Linked DNA regions of Homo sapiens: region 2 is linked to region 1. Evidence: read pairs that join two places in POLR2A ChIA-PET (ENCODE). Cell type or tissue: PC-9. All regions are shown on one strand. Each heading gives the region's core, and the rest is flanking DNA. Links, peaks and the distances in the headings are about the cores only.

Region 1 (2,918 bases), core at 173-2,672:
TTGGCTTTCTTTTCTCAAGGATAGCAGCCCCCCTAAGAAGTAGCAGTTGCCACAGTTACTGTACTGGATGAAACGCAGTTGGAAGTCATCTGTGGATTTATAAATGCTATCCTCCACATCCCTCCTCCTCAGAGAATGAAGAGCTGGCTGAACTACTGTTCTCTACCATTAGAACATTTGCTTTTTTTCATGGTACAATTTATAGGCAAATGCCACCAGCTCATTTGAGAAGGCAGCTTTATTTAATATGTCCTTTAACTATGTGAGTAAACTGCTTATGAGAGAGAAGAAACGGGAAAGCTTGTCATTATCAAGCTGCTATGGAATAAATTGCTTTCCTTGTGGGAAAACTAATGTATGATTTTTCTGTTAGCATTCAATGGCAACAGTTTAAACATGGTGAACTGGGGTTCTTTGGGGTTAATAACCATGGCTCCAGATTCACATTCCACACACTTAACATTTGTAAATCATTTAACCTTGCTTGCTGTCTCAACACTAGACTTTACCTAGAACAAATGAATAAGATCAATTGATAGCAATTTATCCACAAGCTTTATTGAATAGTACATGTAAAAGGTGACATGACTAATTGCAGTGGGAGTTGAGAAGAAAGAAATCAGTGTGGCTGAATTTGTCAAGAAATGCTTTGCTTCTAATAGGTGAAAAAGGAGGGTGTTTTGGAAGGGGACAGTTTGCGGGGTGGTGGGGGCAGGCAGAGAAGACCACACACACAATGCCTGGAAGAAGGTGGCGCTCGCATGCAGGAGCTGTGGCAAGCATCTTAGGAAAAGGGGTAGAGGCAGAATCATTTGGGACAGTTGTTAAAATGCAGATTTCTGGCCTTTCAGCCCTCTGCTTGATCAGTTTCCTGTGGAGAAGCCCGGTGGAGTGCATATTTAACAAGTGCCTCAGGGGATTCTTCCAAAAAGATTAGGGAGTATTTATGAGCTCTGCCCCTCCTTTCCCCAAAGGTACTTATTCCTGGAAAGCTTGAGAAGCTCTGGAGAGGATTCTGGAAGAGCCTTAAGACCTTTGGTCTGGCCGGGCACAGTGGTTCACGCCTGTAATCCCAGCACTTTGGGAGGCCGAGGTGCGGATCACTTGAACTGAGGCATTCAAGACCAGCCTGGGCAACATGGTGAAACCCTGTCTCTACTTACATTAGAAAAAAAATAGCCAAGTGTGGTGGTGCACACCTGTACATCCCAGCTGCTTCGGAAACTGAGGCAGGAGAATCACTTGAACCCAGGAGGCGGAGGTATCAGTGAGCCGAGATTGCGCCATTGCACTCCAGCCTGGGCGACAGTAGGAGCAATACTCTGTCTCAAAAAAAAAAAAAAAAAAAGGATCTTTGAGCTTGGGGCCTAAGGCAGTTCAAGAGACCCCTGAGAAAGAACATTGACCCCCGAAAAAAGCAGCTTTAAAAAATTGTATATTTTGTCGAGACGGGTTTTGCCGTGTTGCCCAGGCTGGTCTCGAAATCCTGGGCTCAAGCAATCCTCCCGCCTCAGCCATCCAAAAGTGCTGAGATTACAGGCATGAGCCATCACGCCCCGCCAAAAGCAGCTTTTAAGAAAGGGAAGAAATTCCAGGGCCGGGCACAGTGGCTCAAGCCTGTAATCCCAGCACTTTGGGAGGCCAAGGCAGGCGGATCACCTGAGGTCGGGAGTTCGAGACCAGCCTGACCAACATGGAGAAACCCCATTTCTACTAAAAATACAAAATGAGCTGGGCGTGGTGGCACGCACCTGTAATCCCAGCTACTCTCAAAGAAAAAAAAAAGGGAAGAAATTTGCATATTAATGAAAGTTCAGTGAGAGGAAACTTGAGACTGAGGTTGTAATGGGAGTGTATCCATGTAGTCACTCTAAGTCACAACTTAGAGTAAAATGAGGTTTCTATGATGTTTACTAAAAGAAAAGTGAGGTAATTGTGTTCTGGCTTCTTGGAGTTAGGAAGGGAGATACAGCGTCTGTATTTGCTGTCAGGAGTCACTGGTGACTAATTACAGTTTTTCTGGTTTTTTTTTTTTTTAGACAGTTTTGCTCTTGTTGCCCAGGCTGGAGTGCAGTGGCGCAATCTTGGCTCACTGCAACCTGTGCCTCCCGGGTTCAAGCAATTCTCCTGCCTCAGCCTCCCAAGTAGCTGGGACTACAGGCATGCGCCACCATGCCCGGCTAATTTTTTTGTATTTAGTAGAGACAGGGTTTCACCATGTTGGTCAGGCTCCTCTCGAACTCCTGACCTCAGGTGATACACCCGCCTTGGCCTCCCAGAGTGCTGGGATTACAGGTGTGAGCCACCACGCCCGGCCACTAATTAGAGTTTATAGGGCTTTGATAGCCACTTAAGTGGTGGTTATACTTCAGTAGATAATTAGAAATTTGAAGGACAGTGTGCCTGGGCGTTTAGCCTCATAGTAAACCTGTTTGGACTTCCACGGAAAGCAGCTAAGATACTTTTTATTTATTGTTATTCTTAGAATGGGAGAAAATCAGCCTTCCCACGGAGGGAGTGAGACCTCAAGTGAAAACCTTAGCTGTCCTCTGTATCTATGTGGCCTCAAAGCAACACTTGAATCATATATTAATACTTAGCAAGAATTCAGTGTCAGGTATGTGGGCAACAGTGCCCAGGGGAAAGAAGGCTAAACAAAATTGGTACCATCCAATTTGAATGTCCTTATAACAATTTTTTTCTCCTTCCAGTATATAAAAAAATGCGTGGGTCCCATTCAGATCTTCTGGATTTTAATATCTCCAAGTGGGGCCTGAGCATCTGCTGATTCTGACATAGGCTCCGGGTAGACAACAGCCACATATTGACAACACAGGCGGACACCTGTGAGGAGGCTCGTTTTACTAAATGCTTAGAAGCCTATTCTAAGTCTCTCAGTGATGTGATTCTCCTGTCCA
Region 2 (2,918 bases), core at 267-2,766, 1.0 Mb after region 1:
CAGTCACGGGAGCATACCAGGTAAAATCAACACAGTCACAAGGCAAAGTGGGGATTCAATGAACACTTCTGAGAGCAATGCCTGCTGGCAGGGAGGGTGTTCCTTTCCCTGAAGGAAATCACTTCTCTTTACTGTACACAGACTTATGGATGGAAAAGTTTCAAACATCTGATAACACCCAGTTCCTAAGGAATGTGCTCAGGAACAGCTGCTGACTGAGGATGATTTAGGGCAAAGGTGAAAAGAAATGCTCTGACATTCTCATTATCTGATTATTAAGGAGATTTTAAAAATACTTATTATTTTAAAAACTCATAAAAGAAATGCATAAAGAAATGGCTGAATGTCAAGAAAGGAATTACCACATCTAGGCCAGAAGATAGTCTGATATAGGTCAAATTTCATAAATTCATATTAGCATATTCCTCACTGAGAGGAGGCTGGGGTGAAAACTGACCTATATAATTTTAAGTGTGTCTACAAGAGCTAAAGACCAAGATAAGATATAGGAAAAAATTAAAGGATTTGTTAGTTTTGCAGAAATTGTCAGGGTTTCTATAGCATTATAATGGCAAAATCAAATATGCATCTTTTTCAAAAAGAACAGCAAAAGGCATCTAAAGCATTGGCAAAAATGTTTTTCTCCAACAAAATAATTATGATATATGAAAGTCAAAAGATCCCCAATTTTTGATATGATGTGATATATATGATAGAATATCTATTTTTATTTCAATTAATAAAGGTCTAGAAAAGTTTAGCTGGGGTTTGCAAGGACATCAAAACAAAGGAACAATAGAGCCATTAGAAGCTACAAGCCTAGGCTGGGCGCAGTGGCTCACGCCTGTAATCCCAGCACTTTGGGAGGCTGAGGCGGGTGGATCACCTGAAGTCAGGAGTTCGAGACAAGCCTGGTCAACACGGTGAAACCCAGTCTCTATTAAAAATACAAAAATTAGCCGAGTGTGGTGGCGGGTGCCTGTAATCCCAGCTACTCAGGAGGCTGAGGCAGGAGAATTGCTTGAACCCGGGAGGGGGAGGTTGCAGTGAGCTGAGATCGTGCCGTTGCACTCCAGCCTGGGCGACAGAGTAAGACTCTGTCTCAAAAAAAAAAAAAAAAAAAAGTCACAAGCCTGAAATCAAAGTCAGGCCTGTGAATCAAGATGGGCTAAGTTCTCTTAATTTAACCCCCAATATGCTTCCCCAATACAGCTCAGTAACACAGTTCTGAAAAACATTATAAGAATTTCTTTGAACAGGGCATTAGATCTTTGAACAGGGCATGTCTAGTCACAGCAAATGCATAGAATGCCATTTCAAAGACAGACACTAAATTAAAAGGAAAGTTAACAGTCTTGCTTATTTTACGGATTTCTCCTACAAAGAGTGTCAGATCCTTTATTAATGTTATAAAATAGTGTTTGAATAACCATTGCCTAAGTAAAATGTCACTATTATAAATGATATTCTGATGCCCTCAAATATTCTAGAATTCATTTAAATACAGGTATTGAATATTTTGTTATTCATATAAAAGTAAAATGTTTGACCTATTCCTAATTACGATATTAATATAACAATCAGCGTGACCACATATAATAGTGGAAATCTACATACATATGCCATTGGATTTCAGTCACAGGGCCCAGGTTCTAGCTGAAATTCAGCAGAGCATCATCTGCTAAGTTAAATAGGAAGGGAAAAGCAGCAACTGGAGCCCCAGAAATCTTTGTTTTCATTCCAAGTTACCATGAAGAAATATGATGGCTCAGGTTTTATACAGTCAGGAGTGACAAAAAGGCACGCACGTTTGATGTGGACTTCTACGTGGTCCCCACAAGCAGAATTGGATTGTCAAAGCTCTACTCATCTTCCCTTTATTTTTCCTGTTCCCTCAGCCACCAGCACCAAATCCTAGAGCCGTATTTCATTTTTCAGTGAACACCCTGGGAACAGTCATCGCTTTTTACAGGAATCGGACTCAAAAGAAAACACAGTCCCTAAGTAAGTTAAACAGTTCAGTGCACCAAGGAGATTTATCAGAGAGAGAGATCTGCCTAATGAAAGTAACCTCCTAACTACGATATGGGAGACTGCATTCACTGTCTAGTCAAAAAACATACTGCCTCTGATACAGGAGGAAGACAGCAATCTAGCACAGCTAAGATTGGCAGGAAACAAAATGCTGTTCTTAGAAGTTCTGGTATGAAAGAATTCTGAAGGATTTCTGTAATCAAAACAATGATCAAAGTTCACCATGATGCAAGAATTCCAGTACGTCAACTCAAGGCAAGTAACAAGACCAAGTTTGCATGCAGTTACTAAAATACAACCTTGGCCAGTAAAAATTTGTGCCAACCTAGACATAGTTTTCACCTATTTAATGAAAAATAAGAAAATATGATGTTCAGAATGGAAATGGTTTTCATGAGGAAGGCTGTTGCTTCTCTCAGAAGCGGTCACCTTAGTCCAAAGCTTGTTACTTAGACTTCATTTGGTGTTGGCAGAAATTACCACTAACTGGCAAAAGGAACTGAGAAGAGAATGACAATATGGTGCCTGTATATGCAACTGCCACAGAGCCCAGTGTTTTGACATTGTTACTGAAACAAACTCAACTATTTATGAGAGCTACATTGAATCAGACAGTTGGTGTGGCAGAAAAAAACATCTGTTTCTGAAGTCTTTTTGTCTAGAAAGTCACTAAGAAAGGAGGAGAATGTACAGCAATCCCCAACACAAATACCTCCAAAAAACCATAAATAGCATTGTCAAGTAGGAACAGATACCTCCCGCCCCCATTATAACAACACCCAGCAGACTTGGTTACTTAGGAGCCTCAGATGACGCATCACTGTGGACAGCAATCTCTCTTCTGGATAGTTCAAAGTTTCCCTCCTCACACACTGAAAAAGGTT

The links. ChIA-PET counts read pairs that join two places held together with the same protein. Peaks named below come from ENCODE experiments on the same cell type or tissue, not always from the same donor. Only the 100,000 strongest peaks of a DNase experiment are listed, where the experiment ranks them.
Region 2: POLR2A ChIA-PET joins it to region 1 with 10 read pairs; 2 of 35 experiments call an interaction of 5 or more read pairs at or near these places.

Annotation. Positions count from the first base shown.
Region 1 is chr4:139,019,742-139,022,659 of GRCh38, forward strand. The region is part of intron 1 of NOCT (nocturnin); the gene reads left to right. Among named protein-coding and RNA genes, the nearest start is that of NOCT, 5.4 kb to the left of the region's middle. In PC-9, for the core only: no CTCF peak of the experiment used is centred there; no DNase peak of the experiment used is centred there.
Region 2 is chr4:140,059,262-140,062,179 of GRCh38, forward strand. All of the region lies in intron 1 of MAML3 (mastermind like transcriptional coactivator 3), which reads right to left. The region is part of intron 1 of LOC124900783 (a long non-coding RNA gene); the gene reads left to right. Among named protein-coding and RNA genes, the nearest start is that of MAML3-AS1, 67 kb to the right of the region's middle. In PC-9, for the core only: no CTCF peak of the experiment used is centred there; no DNase peak of the experiment used is centred there; H3K27ac peaks cover 1,237 bases.